Linked DNA regions of Homo sapiens: regions 1 and 2 are each linked to region 3. The links are chromatin contacts, found by Hi-C or POLR2A ChIA-PET in ENCODE. All regions are on one chromosome and are shown on one strand. The core of a region is the stretch at or near the end of the contact, and the rest is flanking DNA. Distances in the headings are between cores, read along the strand shown. Region 1 has its middle 16 kb from the start of MYEOV. Region 2 has its middle 18 kb from the start of MYEOV. Region 3 holds the start of LINC02952 (long intergenic non-protein coding RNA 2952).

Evidence for each region. A loop is a pair of places that touch in the nucleus more often than their neighbours do. ChIA-PET counts read pairs that join two places held with the same protein, here RNA polymerase II (POLR2A). Pooled maps may share reads with other maps.
Region 1: a map of MCF 10A shows a loop between it and region 3 (4-fold over the local background). The contact joins the enhancer-like site here to the promoter of LINC02952 in region 3. A Hi-C loop is called at or near these places in 2 of 168 maps with a recorded cell type or tissue (Caco-2 and MCF 10A) and 2 of 50 pooled maps. POLR2A ChIA-PET finds 5 or more read pairs at or near these places in 3 of 52 experiments (Caco-2, PC-9 and RWPE1).
Region 2: a loop to region 3 is called in a pooled map, with 5 times the contacts of the local background. The contact joins the enhancer-like site here to the promoter of LINC02952 in region 3. A Hi-C loop is called at or near these places in 6 of 168 maps with a recorded cell type or tissue (PC-9, aorta, endothelial cell of umbilical vein and 3 more), 1 of 37 single-sample maps with no recorded cell type and 9 of 50 pooled maps. POLR2A ChIA-PET finds 5 or more read pairs at or near these places in 3 of 52 experiments (AG04449, BJ and common myeloid progenitor, CD34-positive).

What each region holds. Positions count from the first base shown.
Region 1 is chr11:69,276,339-69,279,835 of GRCh38, reverse strand. No RefSeq gene overlaps it. Among named protein-coding and RNA genes, the nearest start is that of MYEOV, 16 kb to the left of the region's middle. Within about 2 kb of position 1,540, at least 6 of the 41 ENCODE cell types and tissues checked have a DNase peak (open chromatin) inside an H3K27ac peak, as active enhancers do; they include PC-9, where a contact is called at or near this core.
Region 2 is chr11:69,310,536-69,313,923 of GRCh38, reverse strand. No RefSeq gene overlaps it. Among named protein-coding and RNA genes, the nearest start is that of MYEOV, 18 kb to the right of the region's middle. RefSeq lists enhancers at 2,476-2,705, 2,547-3,046. Within about 2 kb of position 1,708, at least 8 of the 41 ENCODE cell types and tissues checked have a DNase peak (open chromatin) inside an H3K27ac peak, as active enhancers do; they include endothelial cell of umbilical vein and heart right ventricle, where a contact is called at or near this core.
Region 3 is chr11:69,443,602-69,446,949 of GRCh38, reverse strand. It overlaps LINC02952 (long intergenic non-protein coding RNA 2952), which reads left to right and starts at 1,984. Exons shown (of 2, transcript NR_186235.1): 1 at 1,984-2,298. LOC124902703 (a long non-coding RNA gene) reads right to left here and starts at 2,127. Exons shown (of 2, transcript XR_007062759.1): 1 at 1,988-2,127; 2 at 1-611. RefSeq lists a silencer at 3,291-3,348.

The sequences.
Region 1 (3,497 bases), core at 291-2,790, 170 kb after region 3:
GTGGATGCTGCATGCATGGGTGACTGGTGGGTAATGTGATGGTAGATGAATGAGTGTGGATGGATTGATGGTGGATGCTGTGTGCATGGATGGCTGGTGGATAACATGGTGGCATGAATGAGTGACTCTGAAGGGACCCATGGTGGATGCTGCATGCATGGGTGGCTGGTGGGTAAGGTGATGCATGGATGGGTGAGTGTGGATGGATTGATGGTGGATGTTGCATGCATGGATGGCTAGTGGATAACATGATGGCATGGATGGGTGAGTGTGGATGGATTGATGGTGGATGCTGCATGCATGGGTGGCTGGTGAGTAAGGTGATGGATGGGTGGGTGAATGTGGATAGATTAAAGGTGGATGCTGCATGCATGGGTGGCTGGTGTGTAAGTGATGGATGGATGGGTGTGTGTTGATGGATTAATGGTGGATATTGCATGCATGGGTGGCTGGTGGGTAAGGGGATGGATGGATAAGTGAGTGTGAATAGATTGATGGTGGATGTTGCATGCATGGATGGCTGGTGGGTAACATGATGGCATGGATAGGTGAATGTGGATGGATTAATGGTGGATGCTGCATGCATGGGTGGCTGATGGGTAACACGATGGCATGGATGGGTGCGTATGGATGGATTGATGGTGGATGCTGTGTGCATGGGTGGCTGGTGGGTAAGGTGATGTATGGATAAGTGTAGATAGATTGATGGTGGATGTTGCATGCATGGGTAGCTGGTGGGTAAGTTGATGGATGGATGGGTGTGTGTGGATGGATTGATGGTGGATGCTGTGTGCATGTGTGGCTGGTGGGTAAGGTGATGGATGGATAAGTGAGTATAGATAGATTGATGGTAGATGTTGGCTAGAAGGACAGATCAATGGATTGTTAGGGGTCAAGGTGGGCAGTAGAATAAATGAGTGGGTAGGGCCAGTCCATCCTCAGGACACAAGAATCAAGCCCCTGACTGTGGGCCTGACTCCCCATTCCTCTGCAATTATCCCATGGGGTCTGGGAGATTGGCGAGGGCAGGACTTGGTCAGATACGTACCTGAGAGGACAGGCGATTCCTGAGCACTTGCTGCCTGGAAGTCTAGAATCTGAGAGGTGGCAGGGCTATAGAGACCACACTAGTTTTTTGGCAGGACCCCAGAGTGGGAGAGCCTGGCCGGCAAGCACAGGTAACACCAGGGCCCTCCACTCTGACCCTCACTTGGGCTCTGGTGGCTGAAGCCTGCCCCACACTCCAGCCTGAGCTGAACTACCCCTAGACCTGGCTGACTTAACCTCTCCAAGCCTTAGATTTCTAAATGAAGATCATAATATTAATTTAGGAAGATCATTTTAAGGATTCAGTAACATGATGTTTGCAAAATGCATGGCACAGAGTAGGTGCCCCGCAGGTGTGTCCCCAGGGCCTGGGACTCCAGACTCACCTGTGGGTGCCTGAGGCCTCACCCTCCCCCACAGCCCCGGCCTCCGGGAGGTAACTGCAAAAGCTCCAGGCGAGAGGCCCTGGGACCGTGGGAACTTCCTACAGCATGTTTGTCTTGGGCTGCCTGGGAGGGGCTGCCACCTCCGTCAGCTCCAGCAGGAGCTCCTGCCAGGTCACCCAGTGTGAAAAGAAGGAATTGTTCCCGGGACCTTTGCTTCCCTTGTCAAAGGTGACTTGAGCCTGAGATACAAGCACAGCCCCTCTTCCCTAAAGGCCAGGCCAGTCCCAGTTCCGTCCACACTCCCAAAGGGGTTGAAGGAGTCGTCTGTGCTGGGGGAACCCACAATGTCTTCCCTGCCAGCAGGTGTGAGGCTTTGCAGCCGTGAGTCCCCACCCATGAGCCAGCAGCTGGCTAGGGCTCCTCCAGGGTCCCACTAATTCCCACCACTTACCCGGTTCTCATTCCCCTTTGTGCCCCACAATACCCAGCACGGAACCCAACCCAGGGTCAGGGGCTCAGACACTTGGCTGAATCGAACTCCCCAGCCCAGGTGAGACCCCCACCCACCCATCCAGAACAGGGCACCTTCCCCTCCTCCCACCTGTCCTCTACCCTGCCCCCGGAGGGTGTCCCCTGTGCTGGTCTCTGGAGGTGGGCCGCAAGTCTCTATGCAGTTGGACACTTTCCTCACCAAGTTCTTGTCACTCTGCCTCAGCCTCCTCCACCCCAGTCACATGACTGAGGGTCAAGGTCTGCCCTCTCCCAGCCCACTGCCTACTGCCCACCTGCCCTGCATCAACCGGCTGGCAGCCCCAGGGTGTAACCTTCTGGCAACTGTGGAGCCTTCTGGAGACCAGCCATGTGGTGCTCGCTGCAGGCAGCACAGCTGGGGTTAAGGGCAGCCTCGGATCACAGAGGTTCCATTTCCGATTTTCCAGAAGTTGCCGATTATTAATGATCATTGTTCTTTCCTTCTGGGGCATAACAAAGCAGATTCAACTGACAACGGAACAGCAGCAGGTCAAGATTCCCACAGTATGAAATGTCAGCCTCTGGCGGCAATGACATTCACCCAGGGGCACTAAAAATAGACGTAAAAACAGAAGCATGCAGCCTCCGGAGGCTGGAGAGGCCAGGTGAGCTCAGGACTGAAATGACACTTGCAGTGACATCTATGGCCCATGGCAAAGCTGGGCTTTTCCTACTTCCTTTTTTTAAAAATTTTTTTCTTGAGAGAAAAAAAGAAAGTGAACTTGAGAAGGGTCAGCCCAGAAGGACTTTGCTTTTTTAAGTCTGATTTTACGTGCAAAATTCAGGTAGAAAGAAAAACTGCCATGAGATATGAGCATGGGGGGCATCAAGTTGGGCTAAATTCACCACTGCTTAGCCCAGAGAGGCGCAGAGGCTGCTTATTATGCTTCCCAGCTCCTCACTGACCCAGAATTGGCTATGGGACCTGGCTGAGGTCAGCACAGACCAACAGAACTCTTCTGACAATAGAAATGCTCTGTACCTGCTCCGTCCCATCTGGTACCCAATAGCTATAGTAGCACTTGAAATGTGGCTGTAGGCTGGGCACGGTAGCTCACATCTGTGGCCCCAGCTACTCAGGGGGCTGAGGTGGGAGGATAGCTTCAGACCAGGGGTTCAAGACCAGCCTGAGCAACATAGTGAGACCCCAACTCTACAAAAAATAAACAATTATCTGTTCTTGGTGATGCCCACCTCTAGTCTGGGCTACTTGAGAGGCAGAAGCTGGAGGGTCGCCTGAGCCCAGAAGTTCAGTGTTACAATGAGCTATAATGATTGCACCACTGCAATCCAGCCTGGGTGACAGGGTGAGACCCTATCTCTAAATTTAAAAAAGAAAGACCGAAACGATGTGACTCTGGCAATTGAGCAACTGAATTGTTAATTTTATTTAATTTTAATTGATTTAGATTTAAAGAGCCATATTTAAATGATGGCTAGTGTCTACTGTACTAGACCACACAGTTTTAGGCTCTGGGGAAAGAGAGCTGCAATTGATTAGCAATGTCTGCCAGGGACGCAGGCTGGGAAGAT
Region 2 (3,388 bases), core at 459-2,958, 130 kb after region 3:
GATGGATGAATGGATGGATGGATGGATGGATGAATGGATGCGTGGATGGACGAATGGATGGATGAATGGATGGATGGATGGATGGATGGATGGATGGATGGATGGATGAATGGATGGATGGATGGATGGATGGATGGATGGATGGATGGATGGGTGGATGGGTGGATGGATGGATGGATGGATGGATGTGTGGGTGGATGAGTGGGTGAATGGGTGGATGGGTGGGTAGGTGGCATATAGAAGCCCTACCATCTCTCTGAAGTTGTTGGTTTTGTGGTGCCTCAGTGTGGCCCATATGAAGACAGCTTCTTGACTGTACCAGAGCTGAGCAAGCGCTGGAGGCCACGTCAGCCCCTCCCATCTTCCCCCCCACACACCTCTCTCTCTTTCATGGTCATTCCCCAATTTGGCCTCCCATCCCATCTTCCTGTTTAGGGGCTCGGCTTTCCAGGGGATGCCCCCTAAACCAAACCTTCATGGCCCCCAACCCACTTGCAGATGCTGCTGGCTTTGACCTCCCACTCCTCAGCTTCCCCAGTCTAGCCCCCGACCCGGCCCCCACACCTCCCCAGAGCCAGCTCCTCTCCCCGCAGCTGTCCACACTTACAAAGCCAGGACTGTTCGATAAAGCCGTGCCAGCTGGAACAAGACACTTCCCGTCTGACGGGAGGTTCTGCATGGAGCCTGTGGGCAGCTGTCAGCGCGAGGGGCACAGGACCGGATCTGGAGGCTGTTCAGGGCCAGCGCCTCCCTTGGCCCCCTCAAGAGGGGCTCTGCTGGGCCTGGTCCAAGGTCCCAGAAAGGGCTTCTCAGACTGGGGGACCTGGAGTAGGGGTTTTAGCCTCCTGAACCCTTTGGGGCCCTCATACTCCCGTCCCTTTGGGATGCACAGGGGCAGCCTCCACACTGGAGCCTGGGAGCTGGTGACATTTGTTTGTTCTGCCCCAGGGCTCAGCCCACAGTGACCAGGGCACAGAAGGAAGAGGTGAAGGTCTCAATCTAAGACAGGCTGCTCGGTGTGGTCACCTGCAAGCCACGGTGGGCCACCAGGGAGGTCAGAGCAGAGGTAATGGCCAAGAGCAGCCCCAGGAGGAGGCTGCTGCATCCCTTCTAGAAAAATCATCTGCTGAATGTCTTTAGGGCAGCTGAGAAAGTCACTCCACCAGCCCTTTCTGCTTGCTCAAAGTCCACTAGGCAATTATTCCACAACTATTTCTTGAGCACCTAGTACATGCCAGGCATGGGGACACAGGCCTGAGTTCCAGCCCTCATAGAGGCTGCATTCCCACAGCCAGCCTCTACCTTCCACTCCCCCAGGCCCAGCCTGCCCGGAGCTGTGCACCAGGCCTGGACCCAGCCTGGCAGAGCCCCTGCCTTCTCTGGCTCTGACTCCTTCTATAAGGCTCTAATTACATCCTGGGAGAAACAATTAGAATGAAACTATGGGTTGTTTTTTTTTTTTTCTCCCCCCTGCCCCGCCCCAAGCTGGGCCTGTTTAATAACTTAATTAAATAAACAGAATTATAATTATAATGTTAATATTTCCTTTCTGTAATGCCGGCACATTCTGCTGGAAGAAGCTTCTCTTGGGAATGGGAGTGTCCCACAGCCCCCAGCACCTCCCCAGTCCAAGGCTGGCTGCCCACCGGCCTCCCTGCTAGTGCCTCAGCCTGGAGCCCACCCGGTTCTGGGACTCAGCAGAGTTGGCAGGAAACCAGCCGGGGGGGAAACAGCCGCGTTCTCTCCTTCCTGAGTGTTTACAGTCGAGCTCAAACCACACGATGAAAATTACTCTGAAGCTCCTAATTGCACATTTCCTTCCTCTAACCATTTTCTTTTGACAGTTGACTTTGAAAACATTTACCACTTAATTCTCCCGAGGCGGGAAGGAGGGAGAAGGAAGGAGGCTGCCCTGCTAGTGAGAGCTAGCCTCCCTGGAGGGGCCAGGCTTGGAGCAGGCGTCCTCACTAGCAGGGTCCCTGGGGTCCCAGGCTGGGGAGAGTCTTGCCTCTCCTCGCGTCCTCACTAGCTAGGCGACCTGGAACAAGTCAATATTGCTTCCTTGAGTCTCATTTCCTCATCTATAAAATAAGATGAAGAATATTCACTTTGCAAAGTAATGCTATGAGATCAGCCAGCACTTAGTAGGTGCTCAATAAATGTTAGATCCTTTCCTCCAGGCTTCTTGGAAAAACACAGTCCCTGAAGGCAGAAGTCTCCCAGCTCTTATTTCCTCTACACAGTGTGGTGTGGAGAAGTTCAGAGCAGCGGTCTGGGTTCACACACGAGCTTGGCCTCCACCTAGCAGAGCAGTGGGGTCTGGGAAAGCAGCTTGCTTTTTGTGACTCAGTTTCCAGGTCTGTAGGAAGGAATAGTGACAGTGCCTACATCACTGGGTTGCCTGGAGGATTCTGTGACTTATGGGAAAGTATGAACAGGAAACAAAGGATGGCTCAGCAAGGGCTGACAACTATCCGCATGGGTCACTCTGCAGGTGGCTGGACCGAGACAAAGTTGGATTCTAGTCTTGGACACTCTTGTGCTGGGAAAGTCCCTGGTTTCAGGGGCTTTCTGTGTCCCTGCTGTGAAATGGGTACGCTGACTCACAGGCTTGCCACAAGGCATGGGGAGGTAGTGGGCAGGAGGCCCCAGTGGGAGGCCTAGCCAATGGCAGGGAGCAGCCACAGTCTTGTCCCAAAGCTAGGAGCCCGAGGAGCCTTTGTCCCAGAGACAATGAAAGGTGGGGGCTGTAGCATCAATAGAGACACCTGTCGGTACTACAGCCACAGTCAGCGGAAGGGAGCACTCGGCGTGGCCAAGAGCGAGACTGGGACCTCTGTGCCCACCCTGCCCAAAGGCAGCAAAGAACCCCCCGGCTCAGGACTCCCCTCCACCCCCATCCATGCCTAGGCTCTGGAGCAGGTGGCCTGGCTTTGCCCCCCTCGCTGTGTGGCCTCAAGCAAGTGACCGAACTGTTCTGAGCTTCCACCTCCACGTCTGCAGACTGGGACTAATCTGGGTTACTGGGAGGACTGGCAAGTTAATACATCACCCAGGGTCTACTGGATCACACAGTAGGCACTCACTGAATGTTGGCATAATGTCCAGGACTGTTATTCATTCCTTCCCAAGCTCTGTGCCACCCCTGAATGGTCCTGGAGCTGACAGAGACAGAACAGCCCCTGGCACTTGCATCCAGGCCAAGTCAGGACCTGGTTTCTGCACCCCTACGGCCCAGACACCCATGTCTCGAGACCCAGTTCTAACGTACCGTCCTCTTGGAGCCTTTCCGCAGGCTTCCTTTCCACATTATACTCATGCCGGGGGCCCACGGGGCTCAGATCCCTGGAGTGCAGGGACAATGGACTTATCTTTGTGGCCCCAGTGC
Region 3 (3,348 bases), core at 735-3,234:
CAGAGAGAGACTCCATCTCAGAAAAAAAAAAAAGAATGTGGAGGTTCAAAACTTGGGATATTTGGGAGACTCCCCAAAGGCTGAGTCATGCTCTGGCCTGAATGTCATCCTGTCCTTGCTCCGTGGAAGAGCAGTGGAAATAAATTCATTGTCCCCCATTAGGAAAAGCAGAGGCCATGATAGTGGTGCTGTTCTCAGGCCCAGAAAAACCTGAGGAACATGCTCCACACCTTTTTGCAGGTGGGGATCTACAGGCCAGAGAAGGGAGGAGGCCTGCCGGGGGGACACGAAGTTAGTTGGTGGCAAAGGAGGGGCCCAGAAACCAGGTCTTCTAGCTTGGATGGTTGAAGACTAAAGACTGTTTACGAAAATTTCCAGATCTCTGCTTTCTGAGCAAATAGAATTGTTCTTCTCATCCCCGTTGAAATCAGGTGTGGTGGCATGACTTGATTGACCAGTGAAATGTGAGTGGAAGAGGTCTCAGTCACTTGTGAGCAGAAGTTTTAAGAACCAGCTCGTGCATCTGGCCTCCATGATGATGGAGGTCTGGGTGGGACTCGATCCTCCATCAGCCTGGGTCCCTGGAGCACGTCTGGAGCGGGCCCTCACTCCTTGCATGTGTGGCACAAGAAGAAGACAAACGTTGGTTATCTGAAGCTGGCGGTCAGCAGACGCCAGCCTGTGGGCAATTTCTCAATATCATTTTATAGGAATGCAGCCCACTCATTGGTGTGCTGTCTGCCACGCTTTTGTGTTACAATAGCAGAGTTGAGGAGTTGCGACAGAGACTGAATGGCCTGCAAAGCCTAAAATATATATTAAAAGTAGCCGGGCACGGTGGCTCACAACTGTAATGTCAGCACTTTGGGAGGCTGAGGCGGGTGGATCACTTGAGGTCAGGAGTTGGAGACCAGCCTGGCCAACGTGGCAAAACCCTGTCTCTACTAAAAATACAAAAATTAGCTGGATATGGCGGTGGGCACCTGTAATCCCAGCTACTCGGGAGGCTGAGGCAGGAGAATTGCTTGAACCTGGGAGGTGGATGTTGCAGTGAACCGAGATCGCGCCACTGCACTCCAGCCTGGGCAACAGAGTGAGACTGTGTCTCCAAAAACAATAGCAACAACAAAAGTACACGTCACTCTTTACAGAAACCATTTGCTGATCCTGCTGGCAGCCATTGAGATCTGGGGGCCTGTTTGTTGCCATAGCATGGCCTAGCGCATTCTGACCGATACACTTTCTAATCATGCCGAGAACTTCTGAGTGCCGTCTCATGAGCAAAACGTGCGCTATATTAGTACTGTAGCAAAGCGCTTCTGGCCTGTCTCCACGGGCTGAGTGCAGAGCCTCCATTACAGTCATCATTTTATGTCAGGAAGGGAAGGTCCAAGGAGGTGGCCGGTCTGAAGTGACCTCGGGCTTCTCCAGGCCTCTGCCACCCACGCTAAAATGAGAAGCCCCTGAGAATTTTTAAGTTTTGTCTGCATTGTGGAAGCCAGGACGCAGAGGCAGAAGGAGACCCATGGGCCTTTCTATCCCAACACCAACCGTTTAAAACAACAGAAGAAAAGGGAAGCCGGTCCAGCCCAGAGCAGAAATGAGGAGTGGTAGGATCCGGCTGCCCCAGGCCGCCCAGCTCCTCTGTCTGCTTCCTCTATTTGTGCCGGGCAGCCCCCAACTCCCTGGCTTATGTGGCCTGTGGAGGGACCAGCTGTGGCGGGCAACAATTTTGTCCAACCCCAGGCCTTGGTGTCCGCGTCCCTCTGTGTGCACCCTCTTCCTGCGTGGGTGCTGCAGAGCCAACGTGAGGGGCCCACAGGCAGGGGCACCCTTCTCTGCCCCCCACCAAACAGAGGCTGCTGGGGTGGAACCCGAGGTCCTGCGGGAGGGGTGCTGGCCGCTGGGAAAAGCCCGTGTCCGGGCCCCGCCCTCCGTCTCCCCCGCAGCCCTGGCTTACTGGGCTCTCCTCTCCCGGATCTCATACCTCACATTCCCCAGCACGGTTCCGACAGGCCCATGAGTGGGGAGTCCTCATGGCCTGGGAAGGTGGCCGAGAAAGTTTGAACAGCTGCAGAGCCTGCCCGTCCACTCTCTCCAGCCACATTTGTGTGTGTGTGTGTGTGTGTGTGTGTGTGTTGTGTTTTGACCAACCTCTTAGGCTTATGTAACACACTTGGAAGTCAAGAAGTAAGGACTCATTACTGACAGCCTCAGAGAGGCTTGCGAAACACTTGCTGTGAAGAAATCTTTCCATTGAGAAAAAGTTCCCTGGTGCTCATGCTCCCAGTGGCTCAGGTATGTGGCTGGGGGTGACGGTGGTGTGAGAAGCAGGGGTCCCCAGGGCTCCAGAGCCCAGCGCCCCCTGCCGGAGCTGTGTCGCGCCCGGAAATGGAATTGAGCATCGCTTTTGTCCTCTATGTCACTGCTCACGTCACCACCAACAACCGACGTCGGTGACTAAACTCTCGCCGCGTATCAGGCACTATGCTGGGCCCCTGCGTTTGTGATTTTCCTGGGCGCGTGCATGACCAAGGGCTAGGTGCTCCTACGCCCATTTTATAGAGGAGGACACAGGCAAGGCGGTGGGGTCGGGGCCCTTGTCAGCAGGCTGCCACCCCACACCTCCCTGAGGTACATGCAAAAGCAGACCCCTCCCCTCCCCACAGGTATAGCTCTATGTGGGCCCTTTGCATGAGTGTATTTTTAAGCTACTTGCTAGATCCCAAGAGGAAATGAGTGCTCATCCTGCAGGGAGAGGCCAGCATTCCACTGGGCCATTTCCCTTTTCAGAGAGCTGATGTGGAGGATTCTGCGCCGTTCTTGGCCATGCCGTCATCTGGGGCCCCAGGAACCTTACAGACCCGAGGGCCAGGGTTTGGGGCCCAGAGCCCAGCAGATAGCCATCTTAGAAGCATTCTCCCCAGGACCAGGGCTGCTAAACCCAACCCCACATCTCCCACACAAATGCGTCTTTCACTGGGGCTCTGGAAACCGGAGACCATGTAAATCCAAGAAGATGAAATTGTGTGGGTCTGGGCCGCAGCTACAGACTGAGACTCAGCAGCCGAGGGGCCCCAGCCTCAGAGGGAACTCAATGAATTTGTCAGGGAACTGAAAACAGATGATTTCAATCAGCAGGGGAAAAAAATGACTTCATGGCCACAGTTGACCGAAGCAAGCGGCGTTCGGCTGCCAGGCCCTGCCTGGGAGGCGCTTCCAGAAAGCCTGGCCTCTTCCGCAGCCTCTGGCCGGGGTCTTCCCTGCGAGGAGCCAGCGCCGCTCGAGCCGCAGCATGGCCCGGCAGAAGGCACGGCGGCCGTGATGGGGCTGGCGGGGCGCGGTGAT